2 separate regions of the Mus musculus genome follow, and region 2 is linked to region 1. A link is a contact called in ENCODE Hi-C or POLR2A ChIA-PET data. All regions are on one chromosome and are shown on one strand. Each heading gives the region's core, a stretch centred on a gene start or an enhancer-like site at or near the end of the contact. The rest is flanking DNA. Distances are from core to core; before and after follow the strand shown.

Region 1 (5,464 bases), core at 1,057-3,556:
CCATTTAGCACTAGTGTCTGTTAAATGGGTTTTTCTGTATTTGTCTGTCTCACTGTGGCAAGGGAACCGATGATGATCATGCACATCAATATTTGGAAAATAATCAATTGACACAAATTTTATTTCTTGGTCTTTTGCTGTTTAAATAATGATTTTTGAAAGATTCAACTTGTACTGCTGGTATTGTGTAGTGTATGGACCAATATTGCTTGTAATAAAAGATCTTACATAGAGATGACTTTCATAGTTTTGGTGTGGTCCTTTCTCCTTCAGGAGTTATTGGAACTGGGTTTTAGAGAGGTTTTGTTTGCTTTTTGGTGTGTGGGGTGCTGGGGCTTAAGCCTAGCACCTTGTCTGTGTTAAGTGGACACTGTGCCTTTGAACATAGAAATAGCTATGAACAAGACACATAGAAAAGCTCGTCTCCCTGCAGCCCTGATAGCTTTCAGAGGCAGGGAGCAGCAAGGAGGGAGGAAAGCAGCAGGGCAGTGGTTGGTGGGCCAGGGTGCTCAGCATGCTGCCTGTGAGGCAGGGGCTCCACGAAGAACCAGTCTGTTAGTTGCCTGATCAGAATCACTTCCTCAGGACGAAGCTCAAGAGGTAGGATGCTGAGAAGCCTAGGAAAGAGTTTGGGCAAACTGCAGGTTGTTAAGGTGAGTAGTGTGTGGGGTGGGGGTGGGAGATGGGGGTCACCTCCAGGACTCTGGTGATAGTATGGAAAACTAATACTAACTGGCACATGTTAGGACTTGGTTATCTCCATTGGGTGGTTTTGTTAAAATAATCTTACAATTTTATGTGTACAACATTATAACCAGTGCCCATGGAGGTCCGATCCCCTAGCACTAGAGCTATAAACTTTTATGAGCCTCGTGTGGATGCTGGGAATTGAACACTGGTCTTCTAGAACAACCAGTGCTCTTTTAATCACTGAGCAATCTCTCCAGCCCCACATAGGAAACATTTGATCTAGATTATTTTGCCCTCCCTACCAACTTTACAAAAAGATTTTATTTTTAATTATATGTGTGTGTACCTTGGAGGACATCAGATTACCTGAAGTATGAGGTAGTTCACTACCTGTAATTTAGAACCAAACTTGGGTTTTCTGCAACAGCAGTATTCTTACTACTGAGCCTTGTCTCCAGCCCCAACCAAAACTTTATTTTGAAATAGGGCCTTGCTAAATTTCATAGTCTGGCCTTGAAAACTCTATGCAGTCCTGGTACAAGTGGTCCTCTGGTTTTCTCGAGTGGTTGGGACCACAGTTGTGTGCCACTAAGCCTGGTTTAAAAAATTATACACAACTCATATAAACCTAATTTTGGGAGGAAAAATGAAGATAATTCACCCTGTATCTTAGGCTGGCCTTGCATTCTTATTGCTTGGAGGCGTGAGGCAGACAATGTCCTGACTCCAATACTTTCCAAACTTTAATCACGTCTGCTATGTTTCTGTGGATTTGCCCATCAAGCATGGGTCATAGAAATGGGATTACACAATATACATCCATCCTTTTACTTAGAGCTGGGTTCTTTTGTTGAATGTAATTACCACTTATCAGTACTTGTCTCAAGGTTTCTACTGTTGTAATAAACACATGAACAAAAGCTACTTGGGGAGGGAAGGGTTTGTTTTGGTTACACTTTACCATCATTGAAGGAAGTCAAGGTAGAATCCTGCAAGCAGAAACTGAAGCAGAAGGCATGCAGCGTTATTACTACCCCATTACAGAGCAGCCCGGTCTCCGTTTTATTACTGTGTCCTCCAGTCCTTCTCGCCTCTGCACGAGGCCTCCCCGCCCCACTTTCTGAAAAGCAGAGATAACAAACTGCACCCATGTCCTGAAGGGTCTGTCAACAGTGTTGACGCACTAGCGACAATCTGAGCCCTAACAGTACCCGGAAGGGCCGACCAACGGAAGGACTCGCTAAGGAGACACCACCAACTAGCTTCCGGACGCGAGGATGTAGCGTCAGCGCAGTGAATGAAGGACAAGGTCTAGCTTGAGTGACTGCAAGCCTGCGCAGAGTCGCTACAAGAGAGGCGGGACCGGTGGAAGGCTGACGCGGCCGCGAGTGCTGCGAGCACCCGCGCAGACTCCATGGGCTCGAGGGCGTGGCCCCCAAAGGGCGTGGCTTCGCGGGAAGCCGGCATTCGCGCAGGCTCCGAGTCGGAGGGCGGGGCATCTCTGAAGTGTGGCTGACGTGGAGAGTCCGGGTTAGTGAGCGCCGCTGGCTGCGAGGTCCGGGAGTGACGTGCGGGGCCGGGTCCCCGGGCCCGAGGTGGCGGCAGCGACGGTATAAAGCCGGCCACGGGGAGCATGTAATGTCGGAATGCGGAGGCCGCGGCGGCGGCGGCGGGAACAACAGCGAGGACGCCGAGGACGAGGGTGGCGGCCCCAAGGGCTCAGGCTCCCTCAGCCCTGCCGGGGCGGCGGCGTCCTTGGAGGGCCGGATCCGCCGCGGCTTGCGCGGCGCCTCGCTTATGGCGCGCCAGCGGCCAGAGCTGCTGTGCGGGGCCGTGGCTCTCGGCTGCGCCCTGCTCTTCGCCCTCAAGTTCACTTGCAGGTGAGGCTGCCGGGACTCAGGCTCCGCGGCCAGAGCTATGCCACCCCGGCTGCGCGGGGCCAGCTCGGGGCCTCCGGGGTCGAGGGTTGTTTGTCTTCCTCGGGGAAGTCGAGCCTGACCTTGCCTGCGACCACAGGCTTGACCTTCCCGGCGGCCGCGGTCCCCCACTCTCCTAGTTCGGCGTGGAGGCGTTTCCAGGGTGCTGCTCTATATCAATTATGTACCGAGGGCGTTTGGCCCTGTTTCTGAGCTGCTTCTCACCTGTTGGGGTCTCTCGGGGTGCACATGTCAATTCTTGCTCAGGCTATAATGCTCAGTTTTAATTCATTCCATTTTCCTTAATGCTTGCAGTGTGATGATTCACAAGCCATTTAGGGGTCTTAGTCGCTTTTGGGAATCCAGGCAAGCCTTTGATATACTGACAGTGCACGTTTGTACTGAGCACCCGTTAATGCTGAAGACAAAAATCCCCGTTCCCTGGAGTTCTCATTGAAGTGATGATATACAATAAACAAACACTTCAGAGACCTTAATAAGTGCTATGCAGGGAATAGAAGGATGAGGTTGGGTAGGGCAGAAAGGGCCTTCATAGGAAAATGGCATTAGCCACTTACACAAGGAAAGGAAGGGGCAGAGGTGGAAGAGCTGGGGTAAGAGCTATTACAAAACAGTTAAGTGCAAAGATCTGGAGTCTGAGCAAGCTTGGTCTTTTTGTGAAACTTGGAAAAGGCCTGAGTAGGCTGGAGTTTAGGAAGAATGGAAGCTAATGTGCATCTTTTCAGAAAATTGTGTAGATAGATACAAAGTTTATATTTCAATTATACTCCTTGCCTCAGATCATCAGTATATCATTTGACATTGCAGTTTATAAAATCTGTTATCACTTGACATATCCTCTTGGCACTTCTGTCCAGAGGGAGATTTATGTGGGCACAGATTGAGTGTAATGAACACAATATGAGATCCCTGAGGTCAAGATGGGCCAAAAATTAGGAGTTTTAGGGGGAAGAGACTCGTTTTTTTAGTGTTTGCAATGTGTTAGGTGCTATGCTAAAGTGTTTAAAGCCAACTAAAAGTGTTTGTCACCACACCTGGCCTGGAGTTTGAATCTTGAGCAACTAGACTGGTACTGTCTTTATAAGGAAAATACAGAAAGTATTTTACAAGGTGGAATGTTGCAACCTGTCATTTGGATTCATATTAACAGTCCTTTTCCCACGTCAAGGAATTGATTTACTTCAGTTTGCCCAGCTGTGAAAACAGTGCTCAGTGTTTGATCTGAGACACGTGACTTGGTGGGTGACCTCTGAGAGAAGATTGAAGAGTTTAAATCAGTCTGAGGAGCTGTCAGGATGAGCTCCTCAACTGCTTTTGGCTGGGAGAGAGAGCCTGCAGCCTCACTTCCTCAAGCATCTTTCTATGGTGCTGGCAATGGGACAGCCCTTTTAATAAACTCAGATGAATTTTTAAGGACTTTGTTTGATAGGATGGTGTTAAGATATTATGGTACAACTGACCCTGACATCTTTGTTGCTCTTTCCTTAAGATCTTTAATAAGGACAGAGGCTTCAGGAAGAATATATCAGGTCTGTTTTTCAAATTTAATTTTATTCATAGTACAACTCTGAAATAAATGACTGCCCTCCTCAGTGTTGAGTGCTTAGCTTAGTTCAGAGTAGGTGGTCTATAAGAAGGTGAATTTGGAGTTGAACCACAGTGAGTTACTGTGGGTGTTCAGGGCCTCTGATCTTTGCCCACTTCTGTTTATGGGCACTCAGTCTCCATGAATCCATTCTGCTTTCTTTTCTGTGTTTGTTTATTAGGAGTAAAGTGGCATTGTGTATAGTTGCCTTTAGGAGGGAGATTTAAGGTATAGATTTCATTTCAATCGAATTTACAAGCTAGCAGTATGGCTTAGTGGGCAAAGCACTTAACTGCACAAGCCTGACAATGTGAGTTTCATCTTCGAGCTCACGGTGGAAGCAGAGAACAGATTCAGGTTATCTTTGACTTCCATGGGAATGCCTGCACTCACACACATGTGCACAGGCAGTAAACAATAGCTTTTTCTTTTTTTTTCTCCTAAGACAGGGTTTCTCTGTGTAATCCTGGCTGTCCTGGAACTCACTGTGTAGACCAAGCTGGCCTTATACTCAAGAGATCCACCTGCCTCTGCATCCCTGAGTGCTGGGATTGAAGGCCTGGGCCACCACACCTGGCCATCTTTTTTGTTTTTAAACATGCCTTTATTTTTCACTACCAATTCTTGTTTTTGTTTGTGCTACACAAACTTAAGAGTTGTAGGAAGTCTCTGATTTACATGTAATTTTTGAAAAATGTAAAGCAAAACTTGAGAGATTGATGAAAAGGGTCTGTGGTAGAGCAGAGGGCCGTGTTTCTCTTTCCTGGCTGTTTAGTTTTTGTTTGGTTTGTGTTTTATCTGACTTTTAACTTTAAGAACTCCTCTGCACCTGTAAACAAATAATAAGTTGATGTCACCTGGATTTATCCCCAGATTGCATTATTTTATGCTAAGCGTGCAGGTTTTCTTTTTGTTTCTTTTTGGGCCTAGGCCTCATGTAGTCCAAGGTGATTTCAGACTCCTGATCCTACTGCCTTCTCCACTCAAGTGCTTTCATTACAGGTGTGTATAACCATGCTTGGCTTTAAATAAAACAAAAACCAAAAAACCAAACAAACACTGAATTATGTGTGTATGTCTAAATGCGCATCTGTGTGGGTTTGTGCACATGAGTGCAAGTACCCACAGATCCCAGAGGCATTGGATGCCCCAGAACCTGAGTCACAGGTGGCTCTGGGCACACAGGTGCTGGGAAGCAAGCTTGGTACTGCTCTTGTAGGTACTCTCCTAACTGCTGAGTTTTTTTTTTTTT
Region 2 (5,228 bases), core at 2,194-4,693, 42 kb before region 1:
ACTGTCCCTCACCCTGGGCACTTCCTCCAGGGTCACCCTTGGAACGTCTTCCAGAGTTGCAGCCTGTGGGGCCTTAGAACGTCTTCCTCCTGCAGCCACTAGGTCCTCACGGTCCAAAGTGGCAGCTGCCAGAATACAGAATACCAGAACTGAAAAACCAAGACACAAGGTGGGACTCAAACCCACAATCTCAGAACTGAAAAACCAAGACACAAATTCAGCGGTGCCACACTTAACAGACAACATAGAAGACTCACACAAACAAACGTACCTCCAAGGGGTCTTTCAGGGTTCCTGGGTGTCACGCAGATCTCGCTGGGGCCTCCAAATGATAGAACTTAGTGGGGAAACCCACACTCTGTTCCCGATTCGGTTCATGTGTATGCATATGTAAATGAAAGAGCTCTAAGGGGAAAGGTATCCTGGCAGTAAGGAGCCAAGAAATACCACAAAGTCACACTGTACAAGAAACCTCACATGGGAAAAACAGAAGAGGGTGACAGCCCTTGCTCTAGTGAGACCCAGCACAGGACTGAGCAGGAGGCAGGCTGTATATAGGGTTTCTAGTGGGACCCAGCACAGGACTGAGCAGGAGGCAGGCTGTATATAGGGTTTCTTGGGGGGAGTGGGTGAAGACTTACGAGGTGGTGTCAGATTGGTGGGATTTTGTGACCTGATCTTGGGGCAAGCTGAGGGATTGGTGGGATTGTATGGCTTGATGTTGGGCTTTTTTTTTCCCTTGCAGGGTGGCGTTTGGCTGCTTGTGTCTTGAAAGACAGAAACTTGAAAAGGCAGGTAAGCCTGTTCGAGTAGTCTTGGGGGTATCTTGGCACCTCTCCAGCTTCATGGGGCTTGTATGCCTACACACACACACATGCACATTAATAAAAATAAATTTTGGGGCTGGAGAGATTGCTCAGAGGTTAAGAGCAATGGGTGCTCTTCTAGGGGAACCTGGTTCAATTCTCAGCACCCACAAGTAGCTGCAACTCCAGTTCTAAGAGATCTGACGCCCTGTGGTCTGACACATAAATACAGATATATATGTAGATAAAACACCAATGCACATAAAAGTTTTTAAAAAATATTTAAAAAATAAAAATAAGCTTTAAAAGGTCTGTGGCTATAGCTCAGTGGCAGGGAGCTTGTCTAGCACATGCAAGGCTTTCTATCCCATCACCTGTTTGGGGGCATATAATTACTGGATAAACTGATGAATCAAATATAAAATCTGTCCCATTGACTCCTGAATATTCTCCCCTGTCCTTTGTGTAAATTGACCCTATTTCTAATGAACTGACTAATGGTTAGCTTGCATTTAGTTTCAGGTATAAATTGATGTTAAGGCAAGTCAGCATGTGGACAGTTTATGTTGTTTTGATACTGGGTCTCACTCCATTGCCCTGGCTAGAACTCTACATAGACCAGGCTGGCCTCAATCTCATAGAGATCATAAAACACTGTGTGTTCCGGGCCTCTGTAAGGTACCAGAGGATGGAAAACAGAATAAAGACTGGGATAGTGATGAACTTTTAATGCCAGCCCTTGGGAGGCAGGAGCCTAAAACAGTTCTTCAGCAAATGCACCTATCCGGTACAGCACCCAGGTAAGAGGCCGGGGACTTCCCCACTAGTATAGAAGACAAAGAAGCAGAGACCCTTACAACACACAGTATTCTTCAAGGCTAGAGAAGGTTCATCCATGCTCAGCCCTTCTTTTCCTTTGCTCCCTACAGTACATATAATGATGGGTTCCCAGATATATCTACTCTCTATCACCAGCAACTTGTGATTATTGCTACCTTGCCTGGAAAATCACTGGGAATCTCCAGGTGGGATCCAGGACCTCCTTGTTTCAAATGCAATCACCAGGGCCCTTTGAGGGACAACTGAAAGCAAAGACCCAGAGAAGGTGTGGCAAGGAGACCTCATTTAGAGGAAAATACTGGCTCTGGAGATGACAGGCATGACCTACGAGTCCAGGAGGCCTCTAGGAGCTAAAAAGAGGCAAGAGCTCAACACTAGTTTCCAGAAGGGACAAGCCTCGTCAGCACCTGGACATCACCAGTGAAACACCTGCTGCAGACTCTGGTCCTTTAGAACTCTTAAGTTTATGTTGTTTCAAGGCAACAAAAATGTAGGCCATTGGTACAGGAACAACAGGAAGTCCATACATTCTCATCAAGTTTCACTTTGTACTGGCCCAGTACTGACGACTTCCTGAGCTTACAGTAGCACTCTGGGTCCAGACAGAGTGCATCTCAGTGTCTTCCTTCTAATGTAAACTTTTCCCTCTGTCCCCAGTGGTCCTGGACCTGGGTATTTCTTGCTTCATAGCCAAAGAAGACCTGGAACTCCTATCCCCCCCCCCCCACCCCCATGTACTGCTATGACAAGGGTACCCCACCATATCCAGTTTATTTGGTGCTGGAAATCAAACTCAAGGCTAGGCAAGCACTTTGACAACTAAGTTACATCCTCAACCCCTTTCACTTTTCTGCTTGTCCTTTCTATATATCCGCCCAACGGCATGAAGAAACTTTCTAAAACTGCAAATTAGACCTTGTAATTTCCATCTCAGACACTGAATTCCAAATTTCATGCAGTGGCTCATCCTCTTTGAGCTTTCTACACACACACTTTGTCTTCCCTGTCCCTCAGCAACTTAGGCTCAGGATCTTTCCCACTGCCTGGAAGCACTCTCCCTTCTACTGCCCTGACTTGGAGCACTTTTCACATCTCCAGTCGCAGGGACTCAGCCTTACATTGTTCTGTCTGGGGTAATGTACACCTGACCACTGAAACACCGGTGAATACAGCGACATATAAGTTGAGATGAAGGCCAGGGAGAACAAGAGCTTGTGTTGGCTCTGAGATCCGTCCCTACATTCATTTGCAAAAATACCGCATTTTGTTTTCAAGATGATAAAAACAGTGACTGCGAGTAGGATAGGGAATTGAGGACAAGTTCCGAAGTGACGCTCCGGCGTCCGAATGAGTTTAGGTCACCTCCCTGTTCAACGCGGGTCCCTATGCCTGTCATTCATTTGAAAGGACACGACTGTATGGCTGTTTTCAGGGTGACGGTAACAGTATCGGAATGCAAAGCAGGACGCTCAGGATAAGTTACTGCAGAGAACAGATTCCGAAGGAAGTGACACCCTGGTGCCCAGATGAATCTAGGTCTCCTTCCAGTCCTACTTTGGTATCCAAGCGGTGTGGGAGAGGGCGATGATGCTGGGCTCAAGAGCTTGCGGTCTCTCACCCCCTTCCGTGTGGCCGCCCAGGGTTCCGCCTATCGCCGCCGCTTCCGCAGCCCCGAGGCCCCGACGTGGCGCCTCCAACCCCGGGCTGACACTGGCAACGCAGCCAATGGTAGCGTTTGCGGGGCGGCGCGCGAGGCCTCCCGCCGCCAGAGGGCGCCGCCCCGAGCGTCGCGGGCTGGCAGCTGCGGTGGGTCGCCCAGGGAAGCTGCGAGACTGTGAGAGCTCTTGAGCCGGTGAACGCACATCCCGCTGTCGCCTCCGCACTCCGCGCCCCTCGGCTCCTGGGTGCCGCCCCGCAGGTGAGGGAAGGGGACGCGCGGGCGTCGCGGGCAGGGTCGCGCTCTTCCAATCGCGTGCGTGCGCCGCGTCGCTTCGTGAGCACGCGCGGCCGTTAACGGACTTCAGGCGGGGGAGGGGCGCGGACCCCCGAACCGGCTGCACGGGCTCCTCGGGAGTCGTAATCCGGGCACGCGCGGCGGCCCCTGCCACCTGGACTGCCTGGCCGACATCCACGCACTAGCTTTTGGTGGTTTAGCATTTCGTTATTCCTGGGTGCTGGGTGATCGCGGGGCGTCCGTGTTAGTAAGTGTCTCGGTTTGGGGACGCTCGCGACGCCAGCTGAGTGCGCGCTCGCCGGTGTCGGGTTCGCCCCTTGCGGGTGTTATGCGCGGCCCACCCCGCGTATGGGTGGCGACTGGCTTCCGGTGTTCGGCCGGGGTTCGGAGACTGTACGAGGGTTCTCGGTTTTCCTTTCCCCACCCTTAAAGAATGGAGACCTGTCAGTTCCCATTAGCGGGAATTTCCGGTTAGGGGTAGTCAGCGCAGGGGTGTGGTCAGGTTGGAAGGTCCTAGCTGGGCCCAAGGGGTGGTGCCTGCGCTCTGACTGGGTGAATTTATTCCGGGGTTGGGCGTTTTTTGGGTCCCCAGATGTTAAGGGATCAAAGAGGGTCATAGTGTTAGGTATTTAAGACCAAGAGGGTCTGGTGTAGACCTGCGCTGTCCGATGGTAATGTGGCCACTGGTAAAGTGGGGTGGTCGAGCACTGGAATGTGGCAAGAATTGAGATTCACTTTTGGTTTCAATTTGTTTGTTTGTTTGTATGTTTGTTTCGAGACAGAATTTCTCTGTTTAGCCTTGGCTGCCCTGGAACTTACTTTGTAGACCAGGCTGGACTTGAGCTTAGAGATCTGCTTTCCCCTACCTCCCGAATGCTGTGATTTAAAAGCCGTGCCACCACCGCCCCACTCCGGTTTCAGTTTTAAAGTCTGATTTGAAAGATTTCGTTTGGGAGGAAGAAAAAGAACGAAAAAGATCTCCTTGGTAAACTCCTATGCTTAAATCAGCCAGTGTTTAGCAAGCAGTGTGTTATATACTTGAGGTGATACCTGTTGTGGCTACGTTAGAATTAAAACAATCTGTCCAGTTTCTTTTTACTATTTTAGTATGGCCACTTCGTAATTTAAAATGGCACGTACCGCCGGTATCGTATTTCGATTGGACAATGCTCTACTGGACTGGGGGAGGGGCTGGGCGCTCTTGCCATCTGCTCTTTTCCTGCTTCTTTTGGAAGTAGCTGCTTTTCATGGAGGTCTTGAAGGAATCCAAGGCTCTCTTCACCTCCGTTGAAATGATGAGCAGAGCTGCACTGTGTGTGCGTGAGTGTATGTGTGGGTGTGGACTTGGTGTTGGTGTGGTGTTCTTCATCTTTGGACTAAATCAAGTGCATGGACAGTTTTCTCTATTGAAAAATTTCCCCTTTCTGCTCTGTTAGACCAGCAGGGTGCGCTACAGATGTGAATAAGGTTGAGTTATTGAGGTTGAAAATGTCAGTATTTGGAGTGGGGTATTATGCAAAGAACAGGTTGATCAGTGTCCTCAAGATGTACCAAAACACCCCTTCCCAGCTGTGTTCCTGTGACTTTTGGTTGGGGGTTATATTCTATATGCCTACAGGCTCTTGTCT

What was found. Hi-C counts contacts between places; a loop is a spot of excess contacts on that map. ChIA-PET counts read pairs that join two places held with the same protein, here RNA polymerase II (POLR2A).
Region 2: a map of heart shows a loop between it and region 1 (8-fold over the local background). The contact joins the promoter of Zc3h7a here to the promoter of Txndc11 in region 1. A Hi-C loop is called at or near these places in 10 of 37 maps with a recorded cell type or tissue (T-helper 2 cell, adrenal gland, heart and 1 more). POLR2A ChIA-PET finds 5 or more read pairs at or near these places in 3 of 5 experiments (Patski and embryonic stem cell).

What each region holds. Positions count from the first base shown.
Region 1 is chr16:11,131,374-11,136,837 of GRCm38, reverse strand. It overlaps Txndc11 (thioredoxin domain containing 11), which reads left to right and starts at 2,306. Exons shown (of 12, transcript NM_029582.2): 1 at 2,306-2,570. The coding sequence starts at 2,329. Zc3h7a (zinc finger CCCH type containing 7 A) reads left to right here. Exons shown (of 23, transcript NM_145931.3): 23 at 1-244.
Region 2 is chr16:11,174,556-11,179,783 of GRCm38, reverse strand. Zc3h7a (zinc finger CCCH type containing 7 A) reads left to right here and starts at 3,443. Exons shown (of 23, transcript NM_145931.3): 1 at 3,443-3,564. 4930509G22Rik (RIKEN cDNA 4930509G22 gene) reads right to left here and starts at 1,608. Exons shown (of 4, transcript NR_151506.1): 1 at 272-1,608; 2 at 13-149.